Linked DNA regions of Homo sapiens: region 1 is linked to region 2. Evidence: chromatin contacts called from ENCODE Hi-C or POLR2A ChIA-PET data. All regions are on one chromosome and are shown on one strand. Each heading gives the region's core, a stretch centred on a gene start or an enhancer-like site at or near the end of the contact. The rest is flanking DNA. Distances are from core to core; before and after follow the strand shown. Region 1 holds the start of LINC01668 (long intergenic non-protein coding RNA 1668). Region 2 holds the start of UBASH3A (ubiquitin associated and SH3 domain containing A).

Evidence for each region. Hi-C counts contacts between places; a loop is a spot of excess contacts on that map. ChIA-PET counts read pairs that join two places held with the same protein, here RNA polymerase II (POLR2A). Pooled maps may share reads with other maps.
Region 1: a loop to region 2 is called in a pooled map, with 2.3 times the contacts of the local background. The contact joins the promoter of LINC01668 here to the promoter of UBASH3A in region 2. A Hi-C loop is called at or near these places in 1 of 50 pooled maps. POLR2A ChIA-PET finds 5 or more read pairs at or near these places in 3 of 52 experiments (H1, activated CD4-positive, alpha-beta T cell and activated CD4-positive, alpha-beta memory T cell).

What each region holds. Positions count from the first base shown.
Region 1 is chr21:42,777,518-42,783,801 of GRCh38, reverse strand. LINC01668 (long intergenic non-protein coding RNA 1668) reads left to right here and starts at 3,808. Exons shown (of 3, transcript NR_135517.1): 1 at 3,808-3,920; 2 at 5,485-5,705; 3 at 5,805-5,983. RefSeq lists enhancers at 1-691, 692-1,415, 2,140-2,863, 3,351-4,300, 5,252-6,201 and 1 more and silencers at 5,343-5,392, 5,423-5,472, 5,493-5,552.
Region 2 is chr21:42,400,598-42,407,071 of GRCh38, reverse strand. It overlaps UBASH3A (ubiquitin associated and SH3 domain containing A), which reads right to left and starts at 3,170. Exons shown (of 15, transcript NM_018961.4): 1 at 3,014-3,170; 2 at 711-764. The coding sequence starts at 3,126.

The sequences.
Region 1 (6,284 bases), core at 2,559-5,058, 380 kb before region 2:
AACAGAGCTTCCTGGGGTCCCTTTTGCAAGGGGACCAGTCTCACGCTCCCCTCATGACCTCATCACCTCCCAAAGCCTCCACCTCCTAATACCTCGGGGGTTGGGATTTCAACATAGGAATGTGTGGGACACACAGACTTCAGCCTGTTGTAGCCTCCTGGATCACCTATTACGGGAGAAGATGTAATAGGACATAGAGTTAACTGCAAGGGATCAGAATCCAGAATTTAAAAAGAACTGTGATCTGATTGCTGGGTGAGGTGGCTCACGCCTGTAATCCCAGCACTTTTGGGAGGCCGAGGCGGGCGGATCGCCTGAGGTCAGGAGTTCAAGACCAGCCTGGCCAACACGGTGAAACCCCATCTCTAGTAAAAATACAAAAATTAGCTGGGCATGATGGCAGGTGCCTGTAATCCCAGCTACTTGGGAGGCTGAGGTGGGAGAATCGCTTGAACCCGGGAGGTGGAGGTTGCAGTGAACCGAGATCTTGCCACTGCACTGCAGCCTGGGCGACAGAGTGAGACTCTGTCTCAAAAACAAAAAACAAAAAACCAGAAAAAAACCTGCGATCAACTTGGAAAAGACAAACTGCCCCAGCAGAATGTGGGCAGAGGCCACCACATCACAGAAGAGGAAGCTGAATGGCCAATGAGCAGATCAAAAATCAAAGATCAGTCTCATTAGCCATCAGAGAAATGCCCGGGAGCCTCGGGTGGGGCCCCCACGCCCACCACGGAGGCGTGACTGATGCTGGAGGTGACAGGGTGGTGACCATGGACCGACACAGAGGGTGGGGGCAGGGGTTTTACAGCTGGCTTGTAGAGTGGACAGGCATGAGGAGCAGGCATGGGAGGGCGGCTTGGCAGTCCTGACAACCACGACAGTGCGAAGGTTGAAAGGGGCTTAACTGTGAGCCAATTAGGATCCCCTGGTGACATTGAACAGGTTGTTACTATGGTGAGGTTGTTAATTTGATGGTTTAAAGTGCCCCTAATGCCAAGAAACAAATGACTAGAGCACAACTGTAGCAGGTTAGGGGTCCCCTGTGGGCCTCTCTGGTGACCCACACTAGGCATCACTGTCCCTCGTCTTTCTGATGTGGTGGATGGACAGCACAAATTCATTTTTCAGCTCCGTTTCTCAGGTGTAGGGCGTGTGAGATGCCTGGACGCGGTGGTATGGACAGTACTTCACTGTCCTTATGTCCATGGAGGGAGAGAAGGAGCATGCAGGCTGGCTCTGTGCCTGCGCCCACTCCCCACCCAGCCACGTCCCCAGGCTGCCTTCTCCACTTTCTCCACCAGACCAGAGCCCCTGCAAGAATCCACTTCCAAGCTGGGACACTTCCCTGAAACAATTAGGGCCTCCCACCCCACACTCTTGCTTCCATTATGTCTCCTCACGGGCATCAGATGCAGATACAGATGGGCAGATGGCAGCACCCAGGAGGCCATCGAGCGCGCACCCTACGCCTTGCACCAGAAACACACAGCTTGGCAAAACAGACCTGGCAACCAGAACAGGCCTACAGAATCAGAATCTCAGGGCTGGGGCGTGTCTCAGTGTCCACAGACGGCCTGAGGACCAGCCAGGCTCAGAAACTCCTGACCCAGTGCAGCTGCTCCTGGGACTAACAGAGGAAAAGCTCAAGGTCATGCAGGCAGGGAAGGGAGAGGAGAGAGGAGAGGGAGAGAAGGAAAGAGAGGGAAGGGAGTGAGGGGAGGGAGGGGAGAAAGGAGAGGCAGGGGAGGGAAGGGAGGCAGAGGAGGGAGGGGAGGGAGGGGAGTAAGAGGAGGGAGAGGAGGAAGGGGAGAGGGGAGGGAGGGGAGGGACGGGAAAGAGGGGAGGGAGGAGAGGCAGGGGAGGGAGGGGAGGCAGGCGAGGCAGGACTGACAACAGAGAACCTTGGCCCCTTTGGCCACCCATGCTCCTGCCATGGGAGCTGCCTGTGTGCAGGCGCTGACTGCCAGGCACGGCTTCTTGGAGCAAGAGAAGTCCCCTGAATATGTCCCTGGCTTTCTAGGGTTTCGCAGGAGTGGCCATGGCGGTATCTGGGCTCAAATCTGGCTGCCTCCGGCTCGCGGAAAACAGTGTCTGCTGTCTGGGGAGCCTGTTCCTGGTGAAGACAGGAGGATAATGGGATGCGCTGTTCCATTGCCAACAGTGTTTTTCTTCGAGAAGGGGAAAGGACATGGTACTGATTGAGAACTTCTGGGAACCTCGGGGCAGGTGAGCAGAGTGGGAGGAGCTTGCTGGCAGCAGCGCCTGTTTCCCACCCGGCTGGCCGCAGACCTGGCGCTCAGTGTGGCTCCCGCTCCCACGGGATGTATCGAAGGAGGCGGCTCAGAGGCAGAAGCTGCGTCGCCTTCGCAGCCGCGCGTGCATGAGATTCAGGGTCCGGCCCCCGCAGAATTACACCGGCGTGAACCCGGCTCATCGTGAGCTTCTGAGGCAACACTTGTGTTTAGTATTTTCCATGATATGATGTCTGCAAATACATTCCCATGAGAGGGAGCGTCGGACTGTCCCGTCCCCATGTCGAGCAGGAAGGAACCAGAATTAAGAGGAGGGTGTCCAAGGCGGCAGCTCACCTTGTTTTCCAGCTTCTCAGAAACGCTGAGAAAAAACGAACATCTCTTTGCAGCGGATGGAAGATTGTATAGTCTTGCTGTCCCAAATTCTTTGGCTAAACCACCAGATTTTAAATATCTGCTAGCAAAATATATTAGAAAAGTTAGGATTAACCGGAAAAAAACCAGTACTCTTATGTATTTTCACTTGTAACCAGGCAGCTTAACTTCAAAATGCATCTTAACTTTTTTTCCCCTTTCTCTTGGATTTTAAGATATAACCTTGAAGCGAACTGCAGAAGCCTTTTCCCTTAGCCTTAAAGTAGGCTTCACGTCCCCGCCTTTCTCACTGTCTATACCCGCTTCACAGTTCTCTAACTGTATGTGCGCATCTCATTATGCACGCATCTCATTATGCACCTTCTTAGACGTTCCAGGGGCTAATCTTGAGACAGACCAAGCCTGGAGATCAAGCTGCAAAGTGCCACAGATGACATCAAGGTGGCTAGTTCACCACCTGGCCACTGTTGAGGTGATGCCAGCCTGAGACCCAGGTGGATGGGGACCCAAGACAGCCACTCGAGACACACAGACATTGTACCCCACCCAATTCTCGTATTTCTTCCTTATCACGTTTTCCTTTCTTTCTTTTTGAGACAGAGTCTCGCTCTGTCGCTCAGGCTGGAGTGCAGTGGTGCAATCTCAGCTCACTGCAACCTCCGCCTCCCAGGCTCAAGAGATTCTCCCACCTCTGCCTCCCCAGTAGCTGGGATTACAGGCACCTGCCATCATGCCCAGCTAATTTTTTTTTTTTTTGGTAGGGACGGGGTTTCACCATGTTGACCAGGCTGGCCATGAACTCCTGACTTCAGGTGATCCACTCACCTTGGCCTCCCAAAGTGCTGGGATTACAGGCATGAGCCACCATGCCCGGCCAAGTTTTCCTTTCTTAAACCCCTGCCTTCCTCCCCAAAATTGAAGTGGTTGCCATGGATGGCTATCTGGCCACTTCCCCTTTACTAGTTTTGGTTAATAAAATCAATTTCTTTCTTTCCTTTTTTTTTTTCAGATGGAGTCTCACTCTGTTGCCCAGGCTGGAGTGCAAGAAAGAAAGGAGGAAGAAAAGAAAGAAAGAGATGACATTTCTGACTCTCTAGTTCTTATCTTCTTTTTTTCCTTAGAGAGAGCGAGAGAGAGAGAGAGAGATCATGCTATGCTGGCGCAGTCAACCCAAGCTCAAGCTGTCTCCAGCACTGCTTGTGAGCCGGGCCCACGTTGCTGCCCAGGGACTCGGTGGTGAGGGAGGTGTGATGTGTGAGTCTGCTGGGGCAGCCCTAGCGAGGCACACAGGTGTGTGTGTGTGTGAGCTTGGCGGGGGGCTTAAACGACAGACACTTACCTCTCAAAGTCTGAGACAAGTGTTGGCAGGGCTGGCTTCTGCTGAGTCCCCACTCCTCTGTGTGTCAGGGTCTGTCCTTCCCTGGCGCCCTTCATGTGCATCTGTGCCCCGACCTCCTCTTCTTGTAAGACTCAGTCAAAGTGGCTCAGGGCCCACCCCAGTCAGCTCATGTTATCTTAACCACCTTTTAAAGGCACTGTCTCCAAATACGGTACTGGGAGGCACCAGGTTGGGCTTGGACGTAAGTTTTGGGGAGAGAATTCAGCCCATAACAACGTGACTCACCCCCACAGGCCCTGGACCCTGCCTGAGGCCGTGTTTCTGCCAGGGCACCGGCCCCAGCTCCCAGGAATCTGGGGACCCCTGACCCTCACGTTCCCCTGCAGCAGGGCAGGGAGTCCCAGGGTGGGGGCTGGGAAGACCTGCCTGAGGACTCAGGGAGACTGGAACCCTAGCACCTTGCTGGGCCCCTTTTGGCTACCAACAGAGAACAGTCCCCTCCCAAATTCAGAGAGACGATGTTATCTGTCCCTTAGACAGACTACGGTGAAAGCCTTTGGACTGAGATTTTTATTTTATTTATTTATTTATTTATTTTTTATTTTTTTTTTATTGATCATTCTTGGGTGTTTCTCGCAGAGGGGGATTTGGCAGGGTCATAGGACAATAGTGGAGGGAAGGTCAGCAGATAAACAAGTGAACAAAGGTCTCTGGTTTTCCTAGGCAGAGGACCCTGCGGCCTTCCGCAGTGTTTGTGTCCCTGGGTACTTGAGATTAGGGAGTGGTGATGACTCTTAACGCGCATGCTGCCTTCAAGCATCTGTTTAACAAAGCACATCTTGCACCGCCCTTAATCCATTCAACCCTGAGTGGACACAGCACATGTTTCAGAGAACACAGGGTTGGGGGTAAGGTCACAGATCAACAGGATCCCAAGGCAGAAGAATTTTTCTTAGTACAGAACAAAATGAAAAGTCTCCCATGTCTACTTCTATCCACACAGACCCGGCAACCATCCGATTTCTCAATTTTTTCCCCACCCTTCCCGCCTTTCTATTCCACAAAACCGCCATTGTCATCATGGCCCATCCCCAATGAGCCGCTGGGCACACCTCCCAGACGGGGTCGTGGCCGGGCAGAGGGGCTCCTCACTTCCCAGTAGGGGCGGCCGGGCAGAAGCGCCCCTCACCTCCTGGATGGGGCGGCTGGCCGGGCGGGGGGCTGACCCCCCCACCTCCCTCCCAGACGGGGCGGCTGGCCGGGCGGGGGCTGACCCCCCCACCTCCCTCCCAGACGGGGCGGCTGGCCGGGCAGGGGGCTGACCCCCCCCACTGGACTGAGATTTTTAAACCTCCCTCATAGCCACAGTGGAGGAGCTGTGGACAGAGTACAGCCTTGTCCGGGCACTGCCCGTCGTCTCCTGGCTCAGGGGGATCTAGCCCCAGCCACTGCCACTAGAGTGGAATGAGGTTTCCTGTGGGATCGGACGAGGGGGTGACTGCTTTCCTGTTCCAGAGGCCACCTGGGAACCGACGGTGTCCACTGATGGACGTTTTCCTGGGCTGAAGTATTTCAGATGCCCAGTGTACTCCCAGCCCTCACAGCGGTCAGTTCTGCTTCACGGGTTTCCCACATGATTTGGCTAAGACGTCAGCCGGCAAAGACGCTTGGGTTGGCTTTAGACATTACGAATAAAAGGAAGCTGCGGGAGGCGGTCAAAGTCTGAGACATGACAGGTGACACAGGAGGGGACGGGAGGGGGGATTCGGCCGCGGGGACCCCATCCAGGATTCCAGTAGCAGACATTCCTCTTTCCTTCTTTTATTACCCACAAGGTCAAAGCTGAAATCACAGGGGGCTGCGTTGCCTTTTGATGGGAGAGCCAGAGGCTGCATTCCGAAGATTGCACGATGCCAGCTCCCAACTGCGAGGGGGCAGATTTGTTGGAATTTCTCAAATCCAGTCTTTGATACATGCGTTGTTCCTTCAATTGCTAATAAACGGTCTTGGGGAGAAAAAAGTGGAAAACAGCATCTTCCTGTCCTCTCAGAGGAGCACAGGTGATGATGGCCTCCCAGGACGGTGCTAGGCTGTGCACAGGCTGGCCCTCCCTTTGTGAACTTTCTGTTCTTTCTGGCGACATGCTTGCTGTGTGCTGGGAGCTCACCGTGGAAAGCCCCAGGCATTGCTGCTCCTGTCTCCTGACGTGCATGTGGCTCAGCTGTAAACATCTTTACCCTTCATGCTGACTTAATACTGATTGTCGGGTGAGAGTTCACTTGGAAACACATCATCCTAGGTGGAGATGGTGCCGC
Region 2 (6,474 bases), core at 1,921-4,420:
CCTCAAATCAGAGCCCTCACCCGACCCACACACCTGGCACCCTTAGACCCACACACCTGGCTTCATGACCACCAGTAAACTCCCTTCCCCTCAGAGGCAGCCCGAGAGCATGGTGGCCGCTAGTCTCTATCAGCAAAGATGTCAATTATGTCTCAAATCTTTCCATCAATAAACACAAACATCCTCCTATCTATCTCAATCTTATCCATCGTAGTAGGCAGTTGAGGAGGACATAATCAAACACAAGTATGCAAAATCCCAGCCTGCTCTTCAATTACTGAAATAGGCTGAATATTAGCAGTACTAATATAAACCCAAATGTTACCATTTTTAACCTAATTACTTTATTCTAACAATTACCCTCATTTACGTGCTTATCACAACACAACAATCATGTCTTCCCCATTTACTCAACAAAGCACATGAACCTGTTCTTCTTGGCAGTCAAATTGGATTGAATCAGGTTTGTAAGTGAAGAAAGCCTTGTTCAGAGTTCTCTCTTTCTCTTTCCATGGTTAACCAAAGCCCTGTGCCCCTCCCTCAGTGCACTATGGGTAGGCAGGGAGGTTATTTTGTTTCACTTCCGCAGTGGCCCCATCCCACCCAGAGGCGCCCGGCTCTTCCTGGTATCAGCCCTGGTGGGAGGGAGTCCTTAGGCACAGGGAATTCAGCCCAAACGCCCCTGGGTCTACAGAAGCAGCTGCACTCACCAGGCCAAGGCCTCCTCCGCCGTCTTCCTCCCCGTGGCTGCCAACGCTTTCAGCCTGCAGAAGAGCAGACACAGACACAAAGTCACGTCGCCCATTCTTGGGAAAAGGGTCAGAGAGGCAGGGTGTGGCCTTGCACACCCAGGATCTTTGGGGGGTGCTCTGAAGAGGGCCTGATGCTGAACTTCCAGCTGGAAGTTCTAGCGCCTGTCCCCTGAGTGCTGCCATCGTGGTTTTGGACAATGCTGACCAGCTCACACCTCCCCCTCACTGTCCTTCCCTGGCTACCCGCTTCAGCCCTTGGCACGGGGTCTCAGGGCTGAGGACCTGACCTCCGCCCGCTCCTGCAATCCCTCTCCCTGGCCTGCCCCCCCCCCCCCCACTGCCTAGATCAAATGGACCCACCCTGCGGAACGTGCCCCTGGCTCGGACACACGCTTTCCTCACCCCAGCATCAGCGACCCTGATCCCCAGGCTCGCCTCCCACACCTCTCTGCTGGGAAACAGCCCTTTCCAAAGCACCCAGGCAGGCACTTGTTACGGCTTACACAGTCCCCTTGCACCCACGGCTCTCCCCTGCTAGACCAAGAACTCCCTGAACACAGGACTGAGTCTTATTCATCACGGTAACCCGGGACGTAAGTACATTGCATTGAATTGGGCAGAACTGGACCAAATGAAACAGAATGGAATATAGCAAAGGTAATTTATCAGGAATGCAGACTGGAAACAGCGGGCGTCCATGAGGAACCCACCACATGATGCCGAATGCTGCTATTTGGGTGGGCACCGATGGGGCTGTGGCCACCTGGAGAGGTTTGAACAAGGCAGCCTTGGTGCAGGGCACTTACTATGAGGTGCTCTGGTGTGGGGAAATTAACACACATTTCTCTTCCTCCAACATGTGCTTAATGTTTAAACTGGAAGGAATTTTGAGTAGAAGTCCATGCTATACGTTTAGTAGTAAAATCCAGCGTGGACTCCTTCAAAGGCATGGAAAGCTGGTTCGGGTTCCACCTCCGCCACTAATGCACTCTCTGGGCCCAGTGTCCTGCCTGCACTGGGTGGTGAGCAGTGGACAAAAGCTGCCTTGTCTGTAATGCCTGGACGGTGCCCGGTGGCCGCCCTGCACATGCCTGACCCCACTCCCCATTCAAAGGCCCCTGGCTTAGCTTGAACATAACAGTGACGACAAAGCCCTGATTTGGGGAGAAGAAATGGGTTTGTCTAGCTTCAGAGTTACTTCACCCAATTTGGCCAAGCTTTTGTTATAGTGTGGAAGGAAAGTTTAGCTCCTTCCCCAACCCAAAGTTACCTAAAGTGTGTTTCTGATACATTTTTCCATGTGAAAAAATGAATGGGTCAGATTTAAAGTGTGTTTCTGATACATTTTTCCATGTGAAAAAATGAATGGGTCAGATTTAAGGCACTGGTTTGCCATGAAAGCTGTAACCCAATGTTGGTGTCGTGGCCTCCCTCTCCGAGAGTGGTAACTCTGAAGGCTAAGCTCTTCCACATGCAGGCCTTTCCCTTGGGTAAGCAGGGTCGCGCTCACACTGTGTCTGAAGTTTCCTACCCATTTGTTTCGTTATCAGACACTCAAGGGATTGTCTCTGAGGACAAGTGACTTTCCCCGGGCAGCGTGGAAGCACAGCCCTGCTGACAGTTGGTCCCAGTGTTAGAGACTCAGCGGGCTTTGGGGCCTTTCACGTTAGAGTTTGAATATCTTGAAACGCCACTTTCAGAGTCACTGAGCTGCACACAAAGAGATTACAACCAGGCCCCAATCTCCTCCAAACCCCCAAAATGGGGCACCCAGAGTAATACATGGCTTCTGATTTTCACAAATTTCAGGGTCCCCCAGTCAGCCAGCCGAGCTGGTCTTTAAAAGGTCAAGAATATCAGGGGTATTCTTGTGCCTCCCTGGGCCACACATAAAATACGCTAACACTAATAATAGCTAATGAGCTAAAAAAAAAATCTCATAATATTTTAAGAAAGTTTACCAATTTGTGTTGGGCAGCCAACACAAATTGAACAGGGCAGCCTTAGGAGGCTGAGGTGGGATGATGGCTTAAGCCCAAAGCTGTCCTGGGCCTCATGTGGGTTGGACAAGCTTGGTCAAGATCACCTCATTTACGAGAAGCAGAAGAGGGCCCTGTGAAGAGGCAGTGTCTTACCCTGCAAGGTGCACTGCTTTGGCAGGAAGCCGTACCCTACACCCCTGCAGCTCCATGCCGGGGGCCGCAGCAGGGTCTGGCACCAGCCTTACTGGCTGGGCCCCGGGGTCTCTGGGCAGTACTCACGCGGTGTGCACCGGGAAGCCCATGGCCAGGAGGGGCTCCAGGAGCGAGGGGCTGCTGCGGCTCTTGAGCTTGTTGGAGACCTTGGCGTAGAGCTGCGTCTCCCCCGCTGCCATCTCTTCCTGCCCTTAGGCCAAGAAGCTCGCCTGCACACAGAAATGAGGAGATAAAGCAAGAGGGGGAGAGGCAAGGCTGAGGCTGTGAAGAAAAACCTCAAGCTCTTTTTGATCTTTCTGACAAAAGTTGATATCCTGTTTGCATGAGATATCAGTTTTCAGAATTCTGTTTGCAGGATGCTGGGTGCAGCGTCCACCAATCCTAACTGTTTCCACCACGGGAGTTTGAGGCTAAAGGTCCAACCGAGCCCCTGCACGGGATCAGCCTCTGTAGGGACTTGGCTAGTATTCGGGAGCAAGAATGCGTGAGAGCATGGGGGAAGGAAGCGGAGGAGAAGTCAGGGAATGAGTTCCCTCCTGGATCCTGCTGGCCCCCTGCCCTGACCCACCCTGGATCCCAGTCTCCTTGTCTGTGAACAAGACATTAAACCCCACTCTATCTATTGTCTCGGATTGCTGGAAAACTTACTGGTTCTTTCAGTCATTCATTGACTTGTTTTTTTATTTTAAAAACTTTAAAAGCTTTATATGTGTACAGAAAAGTTGATGAATCATATGTGTATAGCTCAAGGAATTTCCATAAATGAGCCCACACCCCTAATTCCCCCACGACCCAAAATCAAACAGGGCAACCAGGGGAATTTTGTACCTCCTCCACCCAAGGGGACATTTGGAAATGTCTGGAGACATTTTTGTTTCCAAAATGAGGCGGGGGTGGTGGTGGGTGGGGTGGACATCGTGGTACCGGCACTAGTGGGTAGAGGCCGGGAATGTCACAGTGCCCAGGACAGTCTCCCCAACAAAATTTCACTAGTGCCAAGGTGGAGATAGCCTGCTCTGGAACATTCTCAGAACCTCAGATGCACCTCTGCCCCCAGCTCAGCCTCCTCCAGTTATCTCCTCCCTCCCCCAGAAAGTAAACTGCTGTATCACTTGTATATGAATTGTGCCTGTGGTTGAGCCTTATGTAAATAGAACCATATAGCATATTCTCTATCATATCTCATTTCTTTTTCCTCAAATTATGCCTGTAAAATTTATCCACATTATTGCTTGTAGCCACAGTTAGTTCACTGTTATTGCTGTGTAGTATTTGATTAATAAATATACCAGCCAGGCGTGGTGGCTCACGCCTGTAATCCCAGCACTTTGGGACTTTGGGAGGCCAAGGGGGGGGTGGATCACCTGAGGTCAGGAGTTCGAGACCAGCCTGGCCAACATGTTGAAACCCTGTCTCTACTAAAAAATACAAAAATTAGTTGGGCATGGTGGTGCATGCCTGTAATCCCAGCTACTCAGGAGGGTGAAGCAGGAGAATCATTTGAACCCAGGAGGTGGAGGTTACAGTGAGCAAAGATTGCATCACTGCACTCCAGCCTGGGACAGAGTGAGACTCCAGCTCAAAAATAAATAAATAAAATAAATATAACATAATTCATTTATCCATTTCTCTGTTGATATGCATTCAGGAAGTTTTCGGTTGTTTTGCTATTGTAACTAATGTTGCTGAGGACGTTCTTGTATGTGTCTTTGAGTGCCTTGTGCATGCATTTCTGTTAGGTGTGCATCTAGGAGTGGGGTTGTTGGATCACAGAGCACGTGAAACTCCATTAGGAACTGCCAAGCAGTTGTACAAAGCTCTATATCCTCATGCACACTTAATATTATCAGTCCCTAATTTTAGCCACTCTGTGGTGGGGGTGGTGTGTAGTTGTATCTCCCTGTGGTTCCCATTTGTATTTCCCTGAGGGATAATGATATTGGGCACCATTTCACAGGCTTATTGCCCATTTGAATATCCTCTCTGGGGAAGTTCCTGTTCAGATATTCTGCTCTTTTTTTTTTTTCACTAGGGTGTTTGCTTTTCTTATCAATTTGTGGGAACTCTGGTTAGAGTTTTCTGCATCCTGTTCAAGAGATTGTTGTTAATCCAACATCGATGAAGATCATCTATGTTTTGTTCTAGAAGTTTTGCTACTTTTGCTCTTCATATTTAGCTCTATGATCCATTTGAATTCATTCTGTGTATGGTGTGAGGTAGGGGTAAACTTTCATCTACTTCCGCATTGAAAGGGCTATCCTTTGCCCAGTGAATTGCAGTAGGAGGCTTATTGTAAATCAAGTGACTGTATATGGATTAGTTTTTTCTAACTTGTGTGCTCTCTTGTTTGATTTGTCCCTCTTTGTGCCCATTCTACACTGTTTTAATCACTATAGTGCTAAACCCTCTGGTTTTGTCCTTTGCTTTTTCATAAACATTTACAAATCAGGTTGCCATGGTGTGTCATAGTGTGTCATTGGGTAGTGCAAAAAGATTCACACCTACAATCAATTGATTTTCAACAAGGATGCCAATGAAATTCAATGGGGGAAGGATAATGCTTTTGATAAATGGTGCTAGAGGCTCAGCCCATAATCTCAGCAGTTTGGGAGGCCAAAGTGGGAGGATCACTTGGGCCCAGGAGTTTGAGATCAGCCAGGGCAGCAGAGTGAGACTCCGTCTCTTAAAAAAAAAAAAAAAAAAGACATGGTGGCATTAGTTCCAGCTACTCAGGAGGCTGAAGTGGGATGATGGCTTAAGCCCAAGAAATCGAGGCTGCAATGAGCTGTGATTGCATCACTGCATTCCAGCCTGGGTGACAGAATGAGACCCTGTCTGAAAAAAAAAAAAAAAAAAATTAGTGCTAGGAAAACTGCATATTGGTAGGAGGAAAAACGAACCTCAACCCTTACCTCACATTATATACAAAAATTAACTCAAAATGTAAATGCTAAAACTATAAAACTCCTTAAGAAAACCTAGAAAAAAAATGTTTGCTATGTTGGAGTTTGCAAAACTTTCTTAGGACATAAAGCGAATAAACCAACAAAAGAAAAAGTTGATGAACTGTACTTCACCAAAGTTGAAAACTTCTGCTCTTTGAAAGACATCTTAAAGAGTATAATAAGGTGAACCACAGACTGGGAGAAAGTATCACTATACATATAGCTGACAAAGGACTTGTTTCTAGAATATACAGAATATTTTATATATACTTATAACAAATAATAAGAAAACAAGCATCTATTTTAAGAATGGGCAAAGTATCAAAAAAGATACTTTTAAAAAGAAGATATATACATAGACATGAAAAGATGCTCAACATCATTAGTCATCAGGGAAATGCAAATTAAAACCGCAATGTGATTCCACAGCACACCCACCAGAAGAGCTAAAATGGAAAATACCAGGTTTACACAAGGCTGGGGAGTAACAGGAGCTCTCACACTGTGCTGGTGGGAATGCGTAACTGTCCAACCACTTTGGGGAACATTTGGAGGGTTTCTTATAAAGGTAAATATACATGA